5 separate regions of the Mus musculus genome follow, and regions 2, 3, 4 and 5 are each linked to region 1. Evidence: chromatin loops called from intact Hi-C (ENCODE). Cell type or tissue: left cerebral cortex. All regions are shown on one strand.

Region 1 (5,000 bases):
GTCATACAAAAATGATTTCTTAGATGGCTTGTATCCAAATAAGGGCAGTTTTATCTACATAGACTCTTCTAGATACCTTCACCTTATCCCTGCACATTCCCAGACATTCTACTGTGACAATAACCAATTTGGACTCTTGTAAGCCATAGTTTATTGAAGAAAGTGAATCAATCTGACTAAATGCAATTCCTTATGTAGCTGAATAAGTGCCAGAGTTTAGTTCTCTAAAGAGATGTGTTTTTTAATTGCTTCTCAGCCTTTTGTTTAAGATCAAGTGAAGAGATGTGGTTTGTTTGTTTGTTTGTTTGTTTTCAAGATAGGGTTTCTCTGTGTAGCCCTGGTTGTCCTGGAACTCATTCTGTAGACCAGGCTGGCCCCAAACTCAGAAATCTGCCTGCCTCTGCCTCCCAAGTGCTGGGATTAAAGGTATGTGTCACCACTGCCTGGCTTAAGAGATATGTTTTAAAGATAGCTTTGGGACATGTTTGAAAAATGATCTATCTAATGTAAGCTTGAGAACAATAGTTAGAGCCAGAAATGAGAAAAAAAATAACATTTAGAGGTTAACATGTAAATTTCTTTAGCCTTTCATGATGAAAAATGGATTAGTGGTGAGCCTACAAGAAAGTTTCCCTTTCATACAGTTTTTTTTCAACCCTACCTCCATGATAGCATGCATTTGCACACTGATTCGTGTTTTAAGAAAAAAAATGGGAATGAGTGGGTAGGGAAGTGGGTAGGAGGGTATGGGGGACTTTTGGGATAGCATTGGAAATGTAATTGAGGAAAATACGTAATAAATAAAAAAAGAAGAAAATCGTTAATCCTTTTCCATGGGAACTCAAGAGTTCTTCTCACTGAGAAGGGAGGGGAAGACAAATAGCATGGGACAAAAAGTGGAACAGGGACAAGAAAGCGAGGATAATTGAGGGAGAGGGAAAGAAAGGAAGGAAAAACATCATAAATGCTGCTGCTTTGAGAACGCAGGAGGACAGAATAAGGCAGGAAATTCCTTTTGGCCAGAGAGTCTCTCTAATCAAGAATATTTTCACTGAGACTCTTGAAATTAATCAATCAGATATTGTGCAAATGCAAAGAGTATAGACTCCCTCAACACTGTTTCCTAGCTCTTTAAAAGGCCTAAGCCAAACTATTTGAGCAAACATCTTCTGTGGTATTTGGAATATATAACCCCCATTTTCCCTTTTACAATTAAGTTTTTTTTTCTGATTGGGTAATATTTATTCTTAAACTTTTAAATATGATTCACATTATAAAATTTATGATTAGTTTGACTTACACACACATACACACACACGCACATTACAAGAAACATTAATATATGTAGGCACTGCCTCCATGTATTTGGATCTGCCCCCTTCACAGTGTAGCACAGAACATCTGTACTCGTCAAAGAAGCATATGCTTGTCTTCATCAAAAGCTTGTTGTTCAGTAGTACAGTAATAGGGGACATTTGGTTTGAATCATCTGAGTAATTCAGCCTCTAAAGTAGCTGTCCTTTCACCCTATCCTGGCTCTGGAAAGCTTGCTTGTGACAAATCACATAATGACATTATGTCAACTATCTACATGGCCACACGGAGCTGTTCCCTTATCTATTAGAGAGGAATTGTGGGGGACACTGTTCTTTGTGCCAGTCTTTTTCTTTTCAACAAATAGCAACCGGGAGACTTTGTTTGTCCTTTGTTTTATTTACTTGCTTGTTTGTTTGTAGTGAGACTAGGGTCTCCTTGTGTAGCCACAATTATCCCAGAACTGTGAAGACTAAACTGGCCATGAACTTTTGATCCTTCTGTTTCTTAGCTCACTGCTTATTGGGGTTAACACCATGGACGGCATTATTTTTAATAAGTGTCATCTCACCAAGCAATTACTTTTTTCTTCTATTGGCATTATGGTTTTATAGCAGATCATATTTTGCTAATTACTTTAAGACTCCAGAAGGTCAATATCAAATTTATGGTTCAGAAATAAATCTAATATAATTTCATATTAATTTTTGTGCCAATCTCATCACAAACATAAATATGTACATGTGGCACTATCTTTTCCTAATCTACTTAGTGTATTCTATCTCTTTGTATCATATAGTTTATATGTTGCCTGAAAACAATAAACAGTTAATTATACAAGTGATATTAGTACTTGCAAACATGTTATTTTTTCCTTTGAAATGGACTATGATAACCTTGAAAATTAGGGCTTTATTTTGCAGCACTAATGTCTAATATAATGTAGATCATTTTCATTAGTATTAATGTCTATTGAACCTTAAATCTACACCAAGTACCAAGTAGTCCCTTAGGATTTGTTAAGCTCTAGTGTTAGCCTCTAGAGGGTGCTCCAGTCCCTATTTTTCCTTCCCTTAAATGTCCAAAGAAGACATTTTCATAGAATAGTCCTACAAACCCTAGACACACATAAACATGCACAAAATATACTCATACACAGACAGATATGTATAGATATATACAGATGTATACACAGAAATAGACAAACACACATAAAAACACACATAGCATAACACACAGACACATACATGCAGATTTACAACACTAACACATACAGAGATACAAAACACATACAGACACATAGAGGCATGAAAACTACAGAGAAACGTATGGACACACATACTGATACAGACCCACCGTGACATACACGCACAGACACACACATAGAGACAGACAATCACATACTCATAGAGACACACAGACACAGTCAGAGACAGAAACATATATACACACACATACAGACACAGACAGACATATAGACACACAGACACATACACAGAGACAGACACACACACACATTCACAAAATGCCTATCTTTGAATGCAATGTTTGTCTATTCACAGAATTACTTGGATGAATTAGAATAAATAGAGCCCTCAGTTGCCAAGGCAACAACAGGTTCTTGAAACACTGCAGCCTTCTGTATAGGAGCTGCACTCCTCAGAGTGAAACAAGCTCTTTCCCAGCACTGCACAGTATGGAGGGGAGGGCTGGGGCTCTCGGGCATGTCTGGGTGTCTGCCCACAGCTCAGCAAAGGCAAGGGGCTGACAGGGAAAGAGCTTGCTTTCAGGTCATGCTTTTGCCCTCCTCTGTAACTTCACCTAGCACTTACTAAATCCCTTTCAGATGATCATTTTAAGAAAAAAAAAAGCCATTACTGTTCAGGAAATTGATGTGTTTTGGCAAATTATAATGCAGTTTCTGGAGAGGTTGGTGAGAACTGAACATTTAGTTTTGTAGATAGATTAAGCATTCAAAGTAAGTCTTTTGTTAACCATGAACTTTTTCTTTGAAGGAATTCTTATGATCCTTTAAAAACTGCTAGAAATCAGCTACTAGGTCCTCTGGGATCACATTTAAAAATCTGCCAGACAGTAAGTTACAGACTGAATTCCCATTTTTAAAACATTTTCTATTTCTGAGATCTCTTTAATAGATAAAATGTGTACTTTACCAGAAGGATCTAAATGGTATGTACCCAAGTCACAGGAAACAAATTATTCTAAGAATCTCCTTCCTTTTCCTGGAGGAAGCCTTCCCACTCCCAGAGCATCCCCCACTTCCTGGTTCATCCCAGCACACAGACACAGACACATGGCTTAAGCTCTTAGCATCCCAGGCAGAGGTGAGGCACTTGCGTGGGTACCTCATGTGAGACTTCACATCCAGCAGCTCCAGGGCAGTGACCCGTGGCTCCCCAGCTAGGTTTTGCAGGATCTTCAGCCTCGGCCCGCAGTGCTTATAGAATTCCGTGCAAATGTTCAGCAGAGATTCCCGGGGTCTTCTGAATTCTTCTCGAGAAATTCGTTCATCTAGTTCTTCTCTGGGAAGGCCTTGCCCTTCCTCTAGTAAATGGAGGTTTTCCCTGTGGGATTGGGAAAGATTAACTAGGATTCAGAGAACATGGGCACTTGGTTACTATGAGTGAAGGGTGTCCCATTGCAGAGAAATATGCTTCCCACCGAAGCTGGTAGGTGGTAGGCAGGGCTCCACAGAAGCTCCTTTGGGGGATGAAGAAAATTTATCATCCCAGAAGACCACACTGCAGTGGCTTTCCCAGAGCCATTTCCTCAGGATTAACATGGAAACGGTTACATCATGCATCCACCGCAGGAGTTAGTTAAATGGACATGGTACCCAGGTCTAAAGAAATCATCTCAGTGCTTCAGAAAGGGTGTGAAGACGGAGCAAGTCTTTCCGTACCTGATAAAGTGCAGCTTGGCTCCTTGCTCCGGGTACCTGTGAATCAGAAGAGCAACTGGCTTTAGAGCAAGAAGGGGATTCCTTGGCAGAGCCTGCTCATATCAAAGCCTTTGGTGCACTTTGATAAATGCACATTGCATATTAACCCTTCAAGGTACTGTCTTCTTTCATCAGGTCACCAGATATACAGCAATTATAGTTCCTATAAAACTTGTTTCATTGTCATATGAGGAGCATAAAGAAAAATGTACGAATTGATATAAACTCATGGGATATAGCCAAAGGAGGGGATGAAAAAAAAAAACCCAACAACTTTGAAATCTGTGTCTTATTTTCAAACATGATGGGGAGGAGAGGGTCTCTCTGCTCCAAGACTTGGTGAAGTCTCTGGTCATCTTGGAGTCCAACAGACCCAGCACAAGTGCTACATCATGAAGGCTGCGTGAGTTTATCATGATTTTCTAACCAGCTCTGGTATTTTCTGTATCTCTAAACTATCACTCTTTTCTTATCTTGGGATGTTTTCCTTATAGAGTTTCATATTTAATGCTGTGAAATGTTTGTTTGTTTGTTTGTTTTTGTTTTCAGGATTTGTCTCATCCCTAGCTACTGAACTGCATCTGAGAGGCCACAGAAGCAGAGGGCACAGTGAGTTACCTGGTGTTCACTCCAGACGACATGGTATGGTTGGCTGTGGTGGTTCCCTTGTGACCTTGGTCACTCCTGCTCATCTGTGGGGCTGTCATGGGCCTGCAACAGTAAC
Region 2 (5,000 bases), 540 kb after region 1:
TGTGTTTGTAGGTAGTCACATTGTGGTGCACATGTAGATGTCTGGTGGATGTTAGGAAACAACTTGTGAAAGTGTGAAAAGCAGTTCTCTCCTTCTACCATGTAGGTCCTGAAGATCAACTTTAGACCATCAGGCAATAACTGCTTTAGCCTTACCTTGCCAGACAATCATCTATCTATCTATCTACCTATCTATCTATCTATCTACCTATCTATCTATCTATCTATCTATCTATCTATCTATCTATCTATCTATCTATCTATCTATCTTCTATCATGTGTTTGTATCTGTCTGCCTGTCTGCCTGTCTGTATGTAATATGATGTGTTTGTGTTAAAATGCATATGGAAGTCAGAGGACACTATCAAGTGTTATTCCTCTGATGGCTGCCTACCTTTTGCTTTTGAAAGAAACTCTCTCGTTGGCCTAGAACTCACAAAGCAGACCATACCAATGGTTGCGAACCGAAGGAATCCACCTTTCTCCTGCCTAAGATTGAGATTACAAATGTGTGCCCTATGCCTCACTTTTCTTTTTCATTTGAATTTTGGGTTCCTCATGCATACCTATGAAGTGAGTACTCGATTGAATGAACTATCTCCTCTGCACTGTAATTTTTTAAGTGAAAACAATCAAATTTGCAAATCACTTTAACAAATATATAAACATCTACAATTCTATTACCAGTGTCTTCCTATGTACTGATAAATTACTACCAAATGCCACAAAATATTTTTCATTTCCTAGTTTCAGCTAGTGAAACTACTCATAGCTTAATGATTTTCTACAGATTAAGATACAAACACAAACAGCACATTATCATTCCTGGAAAATGAGTAATAGAACAATTAATATCTGAGAAGAATTTTTTATAGCTTACTTACTTGCCTACAATTTGGAGCTTAATTGAACCAAATTCTTGCACACTATAAGTACGCACTGTCTTTCCTCAGTATTAACACTATAATAAAATATGCAAACATTCGTGGCATTTGCCTCTACTCACTCTTCTTCTGAGAACAGAAAGCAAAAGGCTTTGAGAGAACTTAATCCCACTAAAATCCCTTAAGGTATTTTAATGATACTCATACAAACAAAAGGTGTATCAGTTACAGGTTATCTATGTCAATTCTCACACTTATTTTATACATTTGTGATATGTGTTGACCCAAGTGAAAAGGCTCAGTGTGCAGACCCTGCTGTGTGGTTTAACCGCAGTATTGCCAAAGCTTCCTGGCTGCATTGCAGATAGGTGTCTAGTACAACCTGTTAAATGGTTACCATCGTGAGTGAATTCTTCCTTTTAGAAAACTGATGATGTCCCTAGGAGTTTTGTCTTTAGAACAGTCAAGATTTTCTCTGCAGTTATGAGGCCTTCTCTCCCATTAAAGAATTTGGAGAACTGAACCCATGTGGATATAGAGTTGATACATTGATCTCTGCAGTAATTGAAACAACTGTGGATCATTATATGAATATAATGTAATATTTTTCTTCCTTGAGGTTACCGGGTTTCTAAACTAAACATCAGGTCTATACACATTCTTCTTTTCACAAATAGCCTCACTTTAAAAGCTATTAGTAGCCTACAACTTCAATTATTCTTTAATGTAGTGGTTCTCAACCTACCTAATGCTGAGACCGTTAATTAAGTGCCTCATGCCATGGTGACCCACAACCATAGATTTATTTCATTTCTACATAATGACTGCAATTTTGCTACTTTTATGAATTGTAATGTAAATATCTGAGATGTTGGCTGCCTAATATGTGACTTCCCAACCCACAGGTTGAGAACCTCTATTTTAATGTAAACTAAGAGAAACTGCTTGTCAATATGGTTATTCCAATAATTAAATGTATGAATGTTCAGTTAATTAAATAGGAATATAAATCCACAAAAATTAAGACCAAGTTGATTGGTCAGTAAAAAATTCACAATTTATAGTACAGCCTAGCAAGGCTATTTTGTTTTTACCACCATTGCTTTTTGCCTTGTCATATGCTTCTTCTAAGAAGCATAGTAACATGCAGAGCAGCCAGTTCCCTGTGCTGGTAAAGATTTAAGAACCAACAGAAGCTTAAGCTGTTTGCTGACTCAGCCTTCTCCTGGGGATCTGCCAAGCTGAGTTAAGACTGGAGATCCTCCCGGGTTCACAGGAAATTAGCGTTCAGTAAAAATATCCCCAGGGCATGTGTAAAATGTCACTTGCTGCATGTCTGAGATGTATTCTATAGAAAAGATGGAAACCTTTATTGTCTCCAGCTGTGGCGTATTCTGGTTCTTCCTTTCCAGGGCCCAGTCACTGGTGAGTTCTGCAGCTCCCAAGAACACATTCACTCATAGGCTTTCTTATAGCTGTTTTGTAAATTATGATGTTTTGGGACTTCTTAGAAATATTTTGAAATGTATACATGCTTCAGAACTGATATCCAGTGTTAGCAATGAAAATTTCAAAATTAGCAATGAAAAAACGTAAATGCAAAATCCTTAAAAAATCAGTTAAATATTTTGTATTACTCATTTGAAAATTTTCATATATATATGTATATATATATATGTATCCTAAATGATATTGATAACATAAACCTTGAAAGAAAATTGAAGTTACATTAAAACTCTTGTGAAAAGAAAAACAAATTTCCAAAATTTTGGATTATCTTCTATTACTGAATTAAAAAGTTGGATGAGGGCTGGAGAGATGGTTCAGCAGTTAGGAACACTGACCTTTCTTCCAGAGGTCCTGAATACAATTCCCAGCAACAACATAGTGCCTCACAACCATCTGTAATGGGATCCGATGCCCTCTTCTGGTGTGTCTGAACACAGCTCCAATGTACTTATATACATAAAATTAATAATAATAATAATAATAATAATTAATAATAATAATATTAGGTTGGATGAATTTCTCGACCCAAAAGAAGAAAAATTGAATAAAGCAGATATCATGTCATGTGAGAAAATAAGTTACACAAAGTCACCTGGAGACATAATAAATCTCTCTCTCTCTCTCTCTCTCTCTCTCTCTCTCTCTCTCTCTCTCTCTCTCTTTCTTTCTCTAATCTATCTATTAGAGAGACAGATATGAAGATATTACAGTGTATATGTATGTATGGAGATATAAAACAACTGTATCTGTATATGTATATATACTACAGTATACATCTATGTATGAAGATATAAACCACCTCATGTGGAAATGTTGACCTCAGTTCCCTTCTCACAGATGCAGACAATTCTGAGGTTTACCTCATGTCTCAGAGTTCCCTTGCTGGATCAAGCTGGAGCTACCCATAAGACATTTTTCTGAAGATTAAACCTTTGTCTGGTAACTTATACACCTCCAATATTTCCTCAAAATCTTACTTGCCCACAGATTTTCTTCTCAAGCTCTGCCTCTGAAGAACCTAACATTGCATAACAGTCAATCTGTTTCAAAGGAGACTGGAAAACCTTTGGCCTATCTAGTGAAACAGAACAAGGAAGTTATTATGCTTAAATTTCACTCGTCTTTCTGTATTAAAGGATCCTGGCACACTGCCTGGGTGGCCAGAAACCAGAGACTGGACAGCACAGAGACATGGGATAGAATTAAAAATGACTGGGGAAAATAAGTAAATGAAATGGTACCTAATTAGTTCTGCTATACTCATATACTAGAGCCTAGCCCAATCATCATCAGACAGACTTGATCCAGCACCTGATGGGGACAGATGCAGTGACCCACAGCCAAAAATTAGGCAAAGATCAGAGAATCCTATGGAATAGGGAGAGGAAAGATTGTAGGAGCCAGAAGAGTCAAGGATATGGCAAGAACATGGCCTAGAGAATCAGTCTCACAGGGCACACGGAGACTGAAGGGACAATCGGGGAGCTGGTATGGAGGTGAACTAGGTCCTATGCATATGCATTATGGTTGCATTCTCGTGAGATTCCTAACGTGGGAGTAGTGCTGTTTCTGACTCTTTTGCCGGCTCCTGAGACCCTTTTCCTCTTGCTGGGTTACTTTGTCCAGACTCAATATGAGGGCTTGTGCCCAGTTATGCAATGTTCCATTGATATCCCTAGGAGGCCTCCTCTTTTCTGCAGGAAAGTGGAGGAGGAGTGGCTCTGAGGAAGAGAGGACCAGGGGAGGGACTGGGAGAAGAGGAGTGAGGATATAATATATGCAAGAAGTTAGGATGTAATATATAAGAGAAGAATAAATAAAATTTAAAAAGAAGTTTTGAAGAAAAAAATAATACTGTCAATTTTAAATTAAAAAAATGAACAGTTTAGGATTGTATGTGAAGAAATCAATCTAATATGTAATTTGAAAAACTTCAGGTAAGATCAGTTTCTTTCAAACCCATTTGAGGAAAATCAAGCCTATAGTTAAGAGAAGTGGATACGCCAACAATTCTGTAGTGAGGGAGACTTCTTAAAACAATTAAAATCTTCTCTTTGGACATGGCATGACTACTGGACACAGAACTAACAACAGCTATGCTTACTTGCACTATTCCTGTTTAAAATCAAACGTGCTAGCACGGATCTGGTGACGGCCTTGAAAGTCCTCACTCCTACCTGAGGCACTATTGGCAGTTAATGGCTCCCGGGGGAGGGATAATCACCTTACTTTGGGATAGAGCCAATAGTAATTTGCCCATGCTCCAGTAGATGACCTCACACTCTGAACACGCAGGCAGAAGCCCTAAATGTACTCATTGAGTTAATTGTAGGAAGCTATCTGCATGGAAGGTGTGGAAAGGCATTGGAGGGAACAAGTTGAGGATAGATATTATCAAAATGCTTTGTATATATGTATGAACTTCTCAGACAATACATTTAAAAATATTTTAAAGTTATTTTTAAGAATACCTAGTCATTTGGGCATATGCTAAGGAGTGGTATAATCATATCATATGATAGATTTAGCTTTTTAAATTTGTAATAAATTTTATTTTGGTGCTTCATCAAAGAATACAATATATATTCAAAAATTTTAATTTATTTTT
Region 3 (5,000 bases), 210 kb after region 1:
TGCAAACCCCCTATCCCATCCCCTCTTACCCTGTTCCTATGAGGGTGCTTCCCCACCCATCCACCAGATCCTGCCTCACCATTCTTCTATACTGGGGCATCAAGCCTTCACAGAACCAAGGGCTCCCCCTCTCATCGATACCAGATAAGGCCCCTTCAGCTCCTTCAGTCCTTTCCTAACTCCTCCATTGGGGTCTCTGTGCTCAGTCCGATGGTTTGCTGTGAGCATCTGCATCTGTGTTGGTTAGGATCTGGCAGAACCTCTCAGGGGACAGCTATACCAGGCCCCTGTCAGCAAGTGCTTCTTGGCATCTGCAGTAGTGTCTGGGTTTGGTGTCTGCAGGTGGGATGGATCCCCAGGTGGGGCAGTCTCTGGATGGCCTTTCCTTCTGTCTCTGCACCACTCTTTGTCCAATCTTAAAAATATTTTATCTCTGATTTCTTTGCATTCTGCTCTCAAAAAATTATATATTAAGAGTATGCTGTAAACTCTTATCTAAGGTTTAATAAATCACTCATTGAGTATGGACCAAAATATGTATAATGTGTAACAATATTTGGGTTTATTCAGCTCTTATTAAGTTCATATATATATATACTTATATGTAACTCAAATTAACTTGTTTAATGTATATGTGCAATTTGGATGCAACTCTCGTTTAAGAAAAATATATAAAGGTAGATAGATCTACAAGGAAAAATGTTTTAAATATTAGCAACCATGTTCATCACATGGCTTGCAACCTGCCATGTGACTTCACTATCTTAAGATGATCATGTGGTATGAAGCAGCAATTATAAAACTTCTTGATCCTAAAAAATAAAACAAAACAAAACAAAACTTCTTGATCCTAATTAACTGTTTATTATTGTGTCTCCTTTTAGACTAAGAAGGCAAAAACAAGTCTCATATTTTAAGTTGGTATGGATTTTTGTGTGATAATGATAGAAACTTGAAGTTATATTTTTATAACATACTGTGCATGTGATTCAAACCTGGCTTAAGATATTCTTTATATGATGACAAAATTTCAATGTTATAAAGTCTATTCAAATTTACAAATGACAATTTAAAATGTCTGTCTAACTCCCTATGTCTCTGCTAGTACATAGTCATTGTATGCTCCTTTCTGACTTGTCTTGAATGTGTGAACAAATGTTGTTCTTTTCTCTTGTAATCAGCCACCTAACTTCAATTCACTAATTGGTTTTCTGCCCATTGGATCTAATATAATTGGAGTTCAAATGTTATTTAAGTATGGATAATTTTGAAGTTGTTGCATACTGTTCTACTGCTATTTTTATACTGTTTTAGTCTATCGCTAGCAATAAAAATGAGCTATTGCTCACTCTTCTCTGACCCAGGCATGTTTTTAAAGTCCAGGATCTAAAACAGGATTATCAGTTTATAGATTATTGGATCTAGTTCAAAGTCATAGATAATCTTAAATCATGTGACATGATTTCATACTGGGATATAAACACATGACTAGTTACTATGGGCTGAGGAAGGTGGAGTCGTAGCTTCACCACGATTTTGGTTCAGGGCAGCCTCATTGTGCCCTTCCCTCAGCCTTGAGTAGGCTAAATAGACCTTAAATGTTTGCCACAGTTGGACCTTAATGACCTAGATGGAGTCTTCTGCCTTGCTGCACCTGCAATCTCCTACAGTAGACTGCCCCCCTGAGCTTGCTTTGCAACATAATCCAGCTGAAACAAAGGATAGGGTCTGTGGGATCTCTATAAATAAATACAGTACTGAATATTAAACTTTGAGCCTTGATCAGAAACTTTGTATTGCCCCCCCCCACTCCCCCGTCCTTTTTCATTTCCAGCCTCCCTTTCAGGTAACCCAGTTCATTCATGACTGCTGGACAGTTATACCACATACCCTAGCAGCCATATGTAAAGCCATGGCTTCACCACCATCTTCCCTAAGGGCAGCAACATGTGACATGAGCAAACCAGGGAAGTAGGTGTCCAAAGATACTTTTAAACTGAGATAAGATTTTTGTATGATTTCTGTTGTATCTTGATAAATTGTTTACACTGTTATTCTACATCTTTACTCTTAAGAAGGTGTTTTATTGTGATATTACTAAAAACACAGTTGAGAGATTTTAAATTTCTTTAAATTTAAATTTAAAAAGTTGGAGGTTTACAACATTAAATTTTTAGGTTAATAATTGGTGTCTTAAAAGTACATTTAAACTTGTTTTTGCTAATGTTATTAAGCTATAGTGCAGCTTTATATATTTATAATCTATTATAGATCTTTTATATAAACTAAGTCATATGGGAAATGTTTACATTAATGTTCTACAATGATACACCATAAAAAGATCAAAAAGTTCCCAGTCTCTATGGACTACATTTTTAGATTGAAAGGTTTTATTTTAATACTAGAAGCTTTTCAAAAAAAAATACTAGCTTTTCAACTCAAAGTTGTGATATTTAAGGCTCAGACTTAACAGATTCTAGTCTTAAAAGCTACTATAACAATTCTATGCTCATAAAAGCTACTATGATTAATAAGTGCAAGTTGACAGTAACCTTGTAAATGATCAAATGCTTTAATATTTTCAGAATTATATTTGAGTCATGTGACTAAATGATGCAATTAATTACAAGATTAAGCTTTATTTGCCTTATGTTTTATTTTTGTAAGGAACAGTTTAGAAACAGATAAGGCTGTTCAACTCAGATATACTTAATAGGCACTAGCTCTCAAATCTGTCAGAGATCTGCTGAATATGGCATAAAGTGTTTGGACTTACTAGGACAGAGACCTCTAAATCTAAGCAGTGATATCTGCCAAAGTCTTCAAGAAAATTTGGACACAGTGACAAAGAACTCTACCTGGATTGTGGTATGACAACCACTGTAAAAGACTGACCCAGTGCCCTGTCTATTGCCAGGGTCTGGCCTGAACTGTTAATTGTCTGGACACCTGAAGAGTTAATTGTCTCATGGTGCCTAAGACAAGGTAATTTCTCCCACTCTCTTCCTCAGAAAAACAGCCTCTCATCTTCTGGTCCTAATGGCCACACTGTCTCTGCCAATGTTACCATGGAGACCACAAGTGTTACGATTCTAAAAAGATAAAGGAATATAAGAATATGTTCAATGATATGTGGTGAGGTGTGGGGGAAAGGGGTGCTTCAGTGGGTCCATGCCAAGGCATCCCTTCCCCCTGAGAGACCAGCAACTCTATTCTATAGCATAGAGTTTATTTAGGGCATGGGGAAGGGAGTTAAGAGGGTAGTAGAGGCAGAAAAAGGCAGAGAGAAGGAGAGAGTAGAAAGTAGAGGCCAGCCATGACCACATGGAGAGAAAGGGGAAGTGAATGGGGAGAGAGGGGGAGCAAGAGGGCAAGAGGCAAGGAAGAGGAGCAGGAATGAGAGAGAGGAGGGGGGAAGCAGCCCCTTTTATAGGGGCCTGTTGCTAGGTAACTGAGGCGAGGGGCATACCTGGCTGTTCCCAGGAAACTATGGGGTTGGAGTCCAAACAGAATACCAACAACAGGAACCTGGGAGAATTGTCTAGGTAGTGGAGTATAGAAAAACTTTTGTAATTTTAATTAATGTATGGCATTTAGATTATAATCTATTCTCAGGTCTCTGATCATACTGATAGCTAAGCTAACTATAGCTTGACAGCTAGAGGACAGGTAACTAGCTCCTTATCCAAGGTAATCTACCATCATGTTAGTTTATTAGTCAATTCCTTAGCTAGTTACAGCTATTAGAAAAGCAAGTAGGTATGCCTTGCTTATAGACACCATGCTAAAAGACAAGGAACTCAGTTTACATTGACTGCTCCCAGTGATCAACCACCTGTGTCTCATTCATGGTAAATAATTGGATAGAAAAAAAAACTGTAAAGTTTGTGCAAGGTTTGAGGATATAAAGCTTAAAGTATGAGGATCTAAGAAAATGTTTTAGGGTCTAAGGAGGTGTTTGAAGGTTAGTAAATGCAAACGAAAGCCTAAATGGTGATAACTGAGCAGGAGATCCAGAGAGTTGCATAGATTTTAGGATGTGGACTGTGGGCAACCTAACAGGACTGAGGGGTGTGTTGGTAGGTTGTGGGATCTGGAGTTTCTGGTGCCTGTCATAGAAGGGATCCCTGATTGAGATGAAAGGCAACACAGGGGAAGGAGGCCTAAAAGTTGAAGAGGAAATTTTTTTGGTGATATCTTTGAATGACTGGATCCAAAACTGGGAAGGAGAGCGCTTCTTGACCAACCTTTTGGGTTATCTAGTTCCAGTCAGCCAGTACTGTTGAAGGGATCCGTTCATTCCTCTTTGTCTCCTCTCAGAAACTAGGCCATACATCATCCACTCCAGGAGCAGACCATGAAACTAGGCCATGAATGAGACACAGGTGGTTGACCACTGGGAGCAGTCACTGTAAAGCGAGTTCCTTTTCTTTTAGCATGGTGTCTATAAGGAAGGCAAGCCTATTTGCTTTTCTAATAGCTGCAACTACCTAATGAATTGACTAATAAACTAACATGATGGTAGATTACCATCTGCTCAAGCAGCAGACCCCAAAAGTCCAGGAACAAGACAATAAAACCCCCCATCCGAGAAACAGCCTGAAGATAGTCACATGAATGGGAGATATCTGATCTCAGGATAGGCCATCTGTGCTGGGCAGCCCATCCTGTGGTTAATGCAGTCCGTCTGGGGCATCTCAGCACCCACCAATGAAGTTTTAAATTACTTAACCCTAACACAGTAGCTAATCAAAATTGTACTAATGTCAGGGCTTTAGCTTCTACCAATTACATTAGAGATTACCGGATCATTCTAGAGAGTTCCCCCAGTTCCCTATAAGAAGGTGTATGCCTTTGTCTGGGGTCATGGCCATTTTGATGCTGTGCTGACCCTAGCATGCTGGTTGTTTCTGCAGAGTAAACACTCTTTGTTCTTGCATACTATTTGAGTCTGGGGTCTTCCTTCAACAATTCCTGAACCCTAACACTGTTTGGCTCTT
Region 4 (5,000 bases), 220 kb after region 1:
CTGTCCACTCTGAGACTTAATCTACCTATCTTTGTAGCCAATCCAAAGAGTCCTAATAGTTTCCTCTCCCAATGCCTCAACTCAATTATTGTTAGATCTCAGTTTTTAGAGTGTTTCAGACAGTGATTAATTTAATAATCTACATTTGGTTTATATTTTAAGATGCTAACCATATGGTTAAATTTTTTAAAATAAAGCCAATTATATTGCCATCCTATAATCTATTGGTTATGTTATAAATTGTATAATGTCATAGTTTTCTCATAGGGCATCTGACAGTTATCCATTGTTATATATGCCTGGAGGTGGGGTTTAGCACAAAGAAACTCTCTGTGATACTCAGAGCGACAATGACCCATGTCACACTCATAGTCATGAAAGGAGCAGGCTAAGGCAAGTGGAAACTCAATTTCTACTTCAAAGCACTCTCCTATGAGATAACCTAAGAAGACAAGAGGGTCTAATGCCAGGTAAGTTGGGGGGGGGCATATTGCATCTTGTTGAGGATTTCCAGTGCTATTTACTTGACAAAGAGTTGGAGAAATGAATCAGATAAAGGACTTTCCTTGGCTCTGATACTCAACTCCATTTTACGTAATGAAGACAACACAACTTTATGAAAAATATTTGGTAATACTGTCTTTGGTCACTGTTCTTATCTATAAGACTTGATGAATATTATAGTCTACATGTTTTTAAAGAGCCCCAATGTTTGTGCCTGTTCTATACACATAGTCTCTTTCAGGTAATTAGGTTCATTGATATCAAAGTGAGATGCATTGACAGTTTAAAGTTAAGTTTCTATTACTTTTTTGTTTTGTTTTGTTTTGTTTTTTTTTCCGAGACAGAAGTTTCTATTACTAATAGCATGAAGTATCAAGAGTTTGAAACACTTTTTCAGTCAATTTTTTCACAAAAATATCAAGAATTGTATACTTCTTCAATCCAATTAATGATTTCAAATTATTACAAATATGTTATTTATTTATTTATTTTACCTGGCCTGTGACGGATGTTCTTTAGAGAGCCACATTTGGATGTCACATGGCTTAAGTCTATCTTCTTAGTAACAATTTGTACCTGTGTGAATCACAGAAAATGAGTTTAAGATGGCTTAGACACGGAAGCTCCACCTCCTCCCCCAAGCTCACACACAATTCTGGACATGTACCCGCACTTGTAACATGTAGCACTAACATTCACACACACACACACACACACACACACACACACACACACACACACACAAACACACATCTGTTCCATTTATTTCAAACTGGAAAGAAGAACCCGAATAGGTGAAAACCCTGGAATATAAGTTTTATTAGTAGAAAATAGATAATGTTGTAAGAGCATGGGGATATTTATATTAATAAGACAAGCACCTTTTGAGAAAAAAGATACATGTTAAATTTTTTCATAGCAAAGAAGCAAGAGGAGATGGGTTATTATTTACAAAGTGACTTTTATATAGAAGTAACTAACGCTGCTCACAGTAACAAGACCAGCATGATGACAGAAGAAAAGTCTAAGTGAGTTTTCCTAAACTGTTCTCTTCTCTTGGCTAAGTGGAATCTTTCTTGCATACTGAGTTAGAAAATGATAGTACTTTTCTTGCTTTATGTTTCGTTAAAATACTTCATTTGCCTGTAATTGAAGCAGAGTTTTCTATTGTCCATTGTAGTGGTTCACTGTCCATCAACATCAGAAGAATGTACGAATTTAAGAACATAAGCATTCTTCAGGGATATGCACAGTAAAATAAATGATTCCTCTCTTAAGGAATGTTTAAAACCACTGTTTTGCAGGTCCAAAGCTCCCTCTTTACCTTAGTATGAGAGCTTAAGTTATCTGAACTTATTCTTACTGCTATATTGGAACTAGAGGCATTTGCCATGTAGGGCATCATGGTACATCTTCTGCTACTCTCAAGGGAGTAAACTGAACCAGAGCACATGATGTTACATATACTTATACTCAGAGAAAAGCAACCAAGTCAGTGTAGATACTGATCCCGAAGCATAGACCTGCATCCATGAAGGAGCCCAGCAAACACTATGTGGGATTCCCACGGCAGAGTCTACTTTTCTCAGACTTCTTTGCTTATCGGGTGGCTGCTCTTTATAGAAGGGACTAATATTTTCTTTTTAGTGCTTAAATCCATTTCTGCCCAGATGAAGAATGAGAAGACAAGGGTTTCTTGGACTCTGAGAAGTTTAAGGTCTGATACCTTGTCCATTACTTAAATCACAGATGATAAGAGCCTAGTGTTTAGGTGGCAGAAAAATAGAGTCAGCCTGATGCACATGTTGAAATTCTCCTTATTTTATGAGGAACCATGCTTTCTTTGAGTTGACCTGACTGCTTCAACTCTGCCTCAACCAACATGTAACAAGCATGAATTCAGTATTCATTTCTTTTCATAAGGTATTATTTACACTAAATGAGAGAGACAGGAAAAAAATCCCATCAGGATAGAATGCATGCTGGAACTACAGTCTTTTCACTTTGAATTATAGATGAGTCCTGCTTTGCCAATTTTGTATTATTTGAAAAGATATCTTAGCTTTCATGAATAATGAACAATGGAGGGTTGGCATTACATACTCTGAGCACTTTCAAAAATATCAGTCTTTGCCTCAAGAGTAATTTAAATGGAGTTAGAAAAGGGTGAGCTTGGCTCACTTCTTCAGAGGAATAGAGACACAAGTACTCTGGTGACTGAAAAGGCCAGGAAACAGTTAGCAGGCGAAGAGGGTTTGCTGTGGTACATTTAGCAAGCTTTTCCTTCCCAACTGATCTGACAGAAAAGGATGGGACACCCATCACCAAGAAAGCAAGCCGCTACCCTAGATGACACATACATATTGAGAAAGTAGTGTGTCATGAGGCATGTGAGGAAGGAAAGCGGGTGCTGGCTGTGCAGGAGGCTTCACACGATCAAGGCAACTTCCTCAGGGAAGCTTCTACTTACATTTCCGCCCCCAGCAGAATGTTTGATGTTATCCTTGGAACCACATCTTGACTGAACTTTGCTAAAATCGATCTTCTTGTTTAAAATCCTAACCTAAAAGGAATTGGAGGTAACATTTTTCTTTCCAGATCCTGGGGCAGAAAGAACTAGAATTGGCAGGGATAGGGGTGGGGGAAGGGTACTAGAGGCTCTTAACTCCCTTCCACTACTGCAACTCAACTATATCCACGTTATGATGTATAAGTCCCTATTTCCCTGGAGCCTCAAAGGCCAAGTGCTCTGCAGCTTTAGGGATCCTAGCTCTATAGGATCACTCATAGAAATCAGGAAGAAATGAAAAAATCATACTTGAATTATCTGTGATGGAGAGGCTGGCAACACAGGGGCTCTGGCTCACTCAGTGGTACAGCACAGTGTAGGTTGGCCCAGGGTTTGAGAGGGTATCCCAGAGCTCCTCTCAGCTCTACAGTGTCACTCATCATTTGCTAACCACTTCCTTACCCCTGTGTTAGTGTACACTGCATGAGAAGGCACATGCTGGGTCTGTCTGACAGTTCCAAGTCAGGATTCTCATTCATGAAAGAATTCCTGGTTCCCTAGGAAGATCAACAAAGAACCCCTTGGGTCTGCTTTCACTATGTCTGTGGCTTCTGAAGGCCACCTTCTCGCAACTGCTCCTGAGCCACCATGAACCATTAGTGGCCATGTACAAGCGTTCTTTCCAGTTGCCAAGGTAAGAAAAGCAGAGCTGAAGTATGGTAGGTCATCCCGACAGACATCATCTCGGCTTTCCTGCAGCCTCAAGACTTGAGGCCAATGTTTTACTGTCTTTATTCAGGAAGTCAAGCATTCATCCTAAAAACCACAGCCAATCAGGACCTGGAAAGATGTTACTGTGCTGTAACATACTGAAACGGTCATAACTCTTATAATTTCTTTCATATGTCTTTTGAACTGGCATGCTTTGAAGGACAAACAAAATAAATATAGAAAGAAGGATTTAGTTTTGTTGTGGTCATTGCTGTTCTTGTGTGTGTGTGTGTGTTTGTTTGTTTGTTTGTTTTGGATACTTCTCCTGCATGGACCAAAAAAATAATCACATTTATATATCTTTAAGGTCCAGTTTATCTTCAATCTAAAATTTAAATAATGCTCTTGTTTATTCAGTTTAAATGTACAGTCTTCGCGAGAGCATTAACAAGTCTCTAAGTGCATGCAGAAAAGAGCCTCAAATTTCTTAAGAGGGCACAGAATCCTATTTTTAGCTGGGCAAGGTTTGAATCACAGTGCCTCTCTAACATGGATAAGATAGCTTGTCCCTTGCAGAGAACTATCACTGGCAGCTCTCACCAGGAGCCCAAGGCAAGGAGCTCCTGTCAACATTTAAATTCAGAAGACATGATGGCTGGGTTGTTCTCTAGGGCATAACAAAACTTTCAATATAAAAACTGTAGGTTTAGCACAGGATTTACAGCTACTATTAAATGTACCACATTCTAAGAGTCTTATATAAGCTGTGGAAAAAGTTGCTCTTAAGACTGTGGCGACCATTGCATCTAAATCCTCAAACATAAATTATTTTTAGAAGAAAAATTATATTGACTTGCTCCTAGTAATAGCATTTTAAATAATCTAGAAATGAAATAGAATTTACATGAGCTATTTTACTAGTCTGTTGGGGATAAAAGGTATTTCTAATTTTATTTCATAAATTTCAATTTAAGCATTAAAGTCTCAAGGGACTCACTGCTATCATTAGAAGCCAAGCATTGGTTCCTGTTCACTTACTGTAAGACTGGAAATTCAAGTTCTGCTGTGTAGATCTTTCCGATGCTAACATTCAATTATTTGATGATCTTATGATTTCCAAAATAAATGATTCAATCTAAAAGGATGACCCTGTCAATATCATTTTGAATGTTCTAGGATCTAAATATTCTATAATGTAAAAGCCTATTTCTGTTGATTTTCCCCCCGCCAGAATCACTCATTTTCCAGTGAAAAAGTTAACTGGTCTTTTTTAACC
Region 5 (5,000 bases), 480 kb after region 1:
TATCTTTATGGGACTCCTGACTGTGCAACTAAGTGGTCTCTGATCCTTGAGCCTGCTCTTGGGACTCTTCTCTTTCTGTTGGGTTGCCATGGCCAACTCTGATATGATAGTTTGGCTTTATCATATTATATTTTAATTTTTCATGTTTATTTGTTATCTCTTAGAAGTCTGTTCTTTTTCAACGAGGGGGGAAAAAACGGGGAGGACACAGAGTGGAGGGAAGATTGGAAGTAGGAGAGGGAGGGCAAACTATAATTAGGATATATTTTCAATAAAAGAAAAATGTGAAGAATAACAAATGAGTTTAGCTAGGTATCACAGAACACTCCTGTGATCCAGCTTTGAAAGACCCTGAGGAAGGAGAATAGACCTCAAAGTAAGTCTGAGCTCCCGTTGGGAATTTCAAGCCATTTATGCTACGTCAGGATACATGGAGACACACTGTCTCAAAGTAAATAAACTAAAGGTTAGGTTTCCCTGAAAATCTTAAGAGTCTCAAAAATCAGACAGACAATAGATAGGCAGGTAGGTAGGTAGGTAGGTAGATAGATAGATAGATAGATAGATAGATAGATAGATAGATAGATAGATAGATAGATAGAAATGTGTCCCTTATGTTACTTACATGTTGTAACAACAACAAAAAATGTTTTTAAAACCTCCCCTGTGTACAATATAAACTTAACAACAGACTGAAAGAGAGTCTGTTCTTTCTTCTGTTCCAATTGCCAAACAACTCCCCTAAAACATGTAAATAAAATATATCACAGCTGAACATGTTAGCACAAATAGGAAAGTTCATCTCTTGGAGAGGAATGATCAAAGTTCAAAGTTCAAAGGTTAGACTCAAAATGTTTCCCATAAAGTCAACTGATTGTGCTCACATTGTTTTAAACTTTTTAATTCAGCACAGACCTGCTTTCAATAAGTATCCCATAAAGTACCCACAGCCTTCAGCTCAATGTAATGATGTGGGAGGAGAGGGGACACAGCATTGCACTGAGGTAAAAAGCAAAACAGATTTCTTCCACCTCCACCCACGTCCACAAGATCTCATCTGCACCCTTACAGGGACAAACACTTGGTGCCTGAGAATTCCTTGTCTCCCTCTTCCCCTCTAAGCTACCACCCACCAGACTTTCCCACAGACCCTCTCCTTTGGTTTCAGCCCTTTATAGATCCCATCTTCCTTAGTAGTCCCATATTTGCTTTTGGTGCTTGCAAGAGCTCATCATTCTCTGAGAATATCGGAAATTGATAAGAACTAATATAACTCAGATAGTGACATAAGAGTGCCAGAGCGTAGTAACATCTGTAACTCATGGGGATCCGACACAAGAGTCAACAAATGTTCCAAAATGCCTCCTTAAATGAGTGACTTACCTAAGTCCTAGCATTAAGGGTTAATACTGATTGGAGAGTGTTTTATCTCTGGTTATTTTAATCAGTTGAGCATTGACAAGTATTTAACAGTAAGAGTCACCCTAAGCTCCTCCCTCCCACCCACTTAGAAGTCAGTTTCCTACGCTCTGCCTCACAGGGACAGTAGTGAATCACAGGGTTGGGGGGGGGGGGTTATATCTGATGTCATTTCTACATCTAAGCAAATGTAATACCTACCGATTTTAAATGCCAAAGTGCAACAGTGTAATCTGTTCTGCCATCTGACAGCCAGTAAAATTCAACAAATATATGTGTGTCCTAAGGAAATATTTAAAAACCTACCAAACAAGCAATTGTTTTCCTTTCTTCAGTCTGACATTTAGAAAATGTATAAAGTGGTTTAAAACAGGGGATGCAGGGGGAGGGGGTTGAAATTGTTCCTTCAGACCTAGAACATTCTGTGCCAAGTCTCATGTCTGGCTGTGTGTTTCTGGCCAAATCCAAGACCCCTGAAAAGAAATAAAGAGAAAACTCTGCCTTTAACCTTAGCAGAGCAGTGTTGGCAGAGGCCACTGTGGGAAGAGTGGGGCTGCTGGCCTGAGATGGGCGGGCGTGCTGCTGGAGTTCGGTTTCCATTGAGAGGATGTCGGCTCCCTCAATGAGACTGCATCACCTACTGGCATGAGGTCATGGCTGTGCCAGTTTCACTGGGTCAGGCTCCCTCAGCACATTCTTTCTCCCTCCTCCCTGAGAAGGTGCTGTAAACAAGTGAGAGACAGAGAGACAGAGAGAGAGAGAGAGAGAGAGAGAGAGAGAGAGAGAGAGAGAGAGAGAGAGAGAGAGAGAGAGAGAGAGAGCAAGCATGCTGCTATAGAGTGAGCACATCCTAAATTCAAAATGCTTGCACACTGCACACTCTGGCTCCACCTGTGGTAGTCTAGACAAAAGTAGGGGCAGGAAACAGGACAAGAACAGCCAGCAAGAAAGGGCTTGCTTGGTTAGAGGGGAGGGGAGGAGTTAAGACAGGAGAGAAACAAAGAATATACAAATTAATATCACTAAAATATTAAGGTTTTTTTTTAAAAAGGGGGAACTAAATTTATAATCTGCCATGATGTCTTGTTGTAGCTCAAACAATTTCCCACCTACAAGGTTAAAAAAACTTTGGAAATTAAATAAAGGTTCCAGCCAACTGAGAAATATGAAAGAATAAAATTAAACAACCCACAGATAAACAGCTTGTATCAAGTAAGAAATCAGTGGTCTGATAACACCAAAATCATGAATGCAGATCTTAAGCTGAAAGAATGAGACAAAAACTTCAAGGTAATTAATGTTACGACATATATATACACAGACATGGGCACAAGTACAATGCTTTCCTAATGAAAGAAAAACAGGACTTTCACCTCATCTCGACGAGGGAGGTCCTGTGTGCACGGGGGGGGGGGGGAGATGACTAGAAATGATTTGCAAATCCATAAGGTTTTCTACTAAAAATAAGACACTAGGTTCCGCTGAAGGAATGCTCTTGTCACCTAGGCTGTAATCTTCTTTGTGGACATAAAATCAAAAGCATTTTAAAGGGCTTTTGTTTGTTCCATCTATTTTGACTGCCAAAAATATCATACCGGCCCACAGTAAAATGACAGAGTGACAGTGTTCTGCTTTTACATGGGGCTGGTACCTGCTGCTCACACATAGGGACCTTTTGCATAATGTGGCTCACATAAAAGGCTTTGTTCTCCATTGCCTCACTGTGGCTATGTGCCTCCACTTCGGTTTCCAGTCATTTCCTCCCACAGATCATTTAAACAAAATTCTGTCTTATTTTTAATATTTAAGCTAGCTCCTTACTAATATTCATTTAATTTTTCTGTGCCACATGTGGAACTCTGTCTGCACCACCCAAGGATAGTTTTGTTGACCTTATTTCTTGCTGTTTTTCGACATACATTTCATTTATAGCATATCCTCTAGCCCCAGAAAACAAATCTTAAAAGACGTGCCTTTTAGCTGTCCACTCCATTTTGTAGTATGTTTGTTTGTAGGGCTTGTGTGCGTGTGTGTCTGCATCTTGACAAAAGCTTCACACCCAGTTTCAAAAGGTGTCCTGGATGCTTTACACTCAGAGCTTATAACAGAGGGCAACCAGTTATCATCACAAGTCAGCTTGCTACTAACCAAACCTTTTTGACGGTGCCAGAAGAAAAAACACCAATTTTAAGCTTTCAAGAATGGTGCTTTCTGACTCTAGTGCTCACTCTCCCCTCCCCCTCCTTACACACCAAACACACACCTCCCCACTAGGGCTCCTAGGCACGCTCTGCCTTTAGATTTCCACCCTAGAACAAAGGCGAGGATAGGGAAGGCAGTCATTCGTTCAGTCCCCCACCCCCAAAGAAAGGCTTTAGAACTGAGAAGTGAATTGAAGAGCAGATGCAGCTGGGTTCCCACCCCTCTCATTTGGGAAGAAAGGACTGCATAGAAACCCAAGCTCTGTCAGGCTTGTACCTTGGAGCCCCGCCCTCTACAACCAAAGAACAGTTTTTCATTTTCCCCAAATTACCAATGTATGCCAGTTCTCCTCTTCCTGTTGTCTCTGGAGAAATAATTTGAAATTTGAAATTGGCTTGGCTCCCCTCACCTCTTTCCTCACTGTGCAGAGCTCTGTGTCTGTGAGCACACAGAGACAGGCACACATAACAAATTAATAAAATAAAAATAAATCCTCTATCTTTAATTCTCTTCCCTAGGGTCTCTGTATAATTTCTTACCCTTCTTTCTATAGCTCGGGCAATATTAACTCTCAAAACATACACCCTAGCCTGAACCGAAGTTTCCAGTGGTTTTTTAAGTGGTACCTAACAAGGTCACTGGCTCATCTTCAAATCTAGAGCTTAAGTACCTAGCCGGGTCTCTTGCCCTGGTGTGACATCTGGAGAGGTCAGGCCTGGACAGCGCCAACCTGCGCGGACTCCCTCCCGTGGCACAGGGGACCGGTCCAGCAGAGACCAGCCAGTCCGGTTCCTGCTCTCCTGGCTGGCGGCTCCTCTCTGGCAGAGGCACGGGAGGAAGGACCAGGCTGAGCTAGGCGGGACGATGTCTTACCTGGGCGCGGAAAGAGGACGCACCCGCGGTCACAGCTTACTCGCAGAGCTAGAGCTTCTCCGTGGGAGGAGCCGGGGAGACCCGGCGACCGAAGAAACGAGGGAAAGAAGGACAGGAAAGAGAAAGAGGCCGTAGGGAAGCGGAGGTAGAGAGGATGCTGCTGCCGCCGCCGCCTCCACCGCCGAGAGCCCGCGCAGCCCGAGCGCCGCCCCGTGCGCGCCCCAGCCAGGCTCCGCGGCTGCCCCGCCCCGGCTGTTCCCGCCCCGTGCGCGCCCCAGCCTGGCTCCGCCACGGTCCGCGCTAAGCTGCCACCGTCGCAGTGTAGGGGAGGGGGAGCGCCGGGCCCCGCCTCCTGCCGCAGCCAGCAGCCCGCCCCGCGGGGACAGCCAGCCTTGGAGCCCCAGAGAGCCCCGCCCAGCCAAGGCCAAGGGCGGCGAGGGCAGTGGAGACTTGGCTCCTTCCTTCCCAGGGGTGGCCTGCTCTGCAGAATTGTCCCTCGGGGCTCA

Evidence for each region. Peaks named below come from ENCODE experiments on the same cell type or tissue, not always from the same donor. Only the 100,000 strongest peaks of a DNase experiment are listed, where the experiment ranks them.
Region 2: it touches region 1 in a loop (6-fold over the local background); 29 of 42 quality-filtered maps call a loop at or near these places.
Region 3: a loop joins it to region 1, with 3 times the contacts of the local background. A loop is called at or near these places in 2 of 42 quality-filtered maps.
Region 4: it touches region 1 in a loop (3-fold over the local background); 2 of 42 quality-filtered maps call a loop at or near these places.
Region 5: it touches region 1 in a loop (5-fold over the local background); 3 of 42 quality-filtered maps call a loop at or near these places.

Annotation. Positions count from the first base shown.
Region 1 is chr1:66,653,283-66,658,282 of GRCm38, reverse strand. Unc80 (unc-80, NALCN activator) reads right to left here. Exons shown (of 65, transcript NM_001368824.1): 49 at 4,895-4,987; 50 at 4,238-4,273; 51 at 3,681-3,899. It overlaps Gm39655 (a long non-coding RNA gene), which reads left to right and starts at 4,966. Exons shown (of 3, transcript XR_865491.2): 1 at 4,966-5,000. In left cerebral cortex, a CTCF peak has its summit at 2,353 (motif pointing right); DNase peaks (open chromatin) are centred at 2,375 and 2,973.
Region 2 is chr1:66,112,643-66,117,642 of GRCm38, reverse strand. No RefSeq gene overlaps it. Among named protein-coding and RNA genes, the nearest start is that of Gm51629, 120 kb to the left of the region's middle. In left cerebral cortex, no CTCF peak of the experiment used is centred here; a DNase peak (open chromatin) is centred at 2,107.
Region 3 is chr1:66,444,034-66,449,033 of GRCm38, reverse strand. No RefSeq gene overlaps it. Among named protein-coding and RNA genes, the nearest start is that of Unc80, 21 kb to the left of the region's middle. In left cerebral cortex, no CTCF peak of the experiment used is centred here; a DNase peak (open chromatin) is centred at 3,041.
Region 4 is chr1:66,429,594-66,434,593 of GRCm38, reverse strand. It overlaps Map2 (microtubule-associated protein 2), which reads right to left. Exons shown (of 15, transcript NM_001310634.1): 13 at 999-1,080. Among named protein-coding and RNA genes, the nearest start is that of Unc80, 36 kb to the left of the region's middle. In left cerebral cortex, no CTCF peak of the experiment used is centred here; a DNase peak (open chromatin) is centred at 2,923; H3K27ac peaks cover 434 bases.
Region 5 is chr1:66,174,990-66,179,989 of GRCm38, reverse strand. It overlaps a transcript of Map2 not described here. Among named protein-coding and RNA genes, the nearest start is that of Gm51629, 53 kb to the left of the region's middle. In left cerebral cortex, a CTCF peak has its summit at 2,350; DNase peaks (open chromatin) are centred at 2,311, 3,160, 3,778, 4,778 and 1 more place; H3K4me3 peaks cover 3,044 bases; H3K27ac peaks cover 1,862 bases.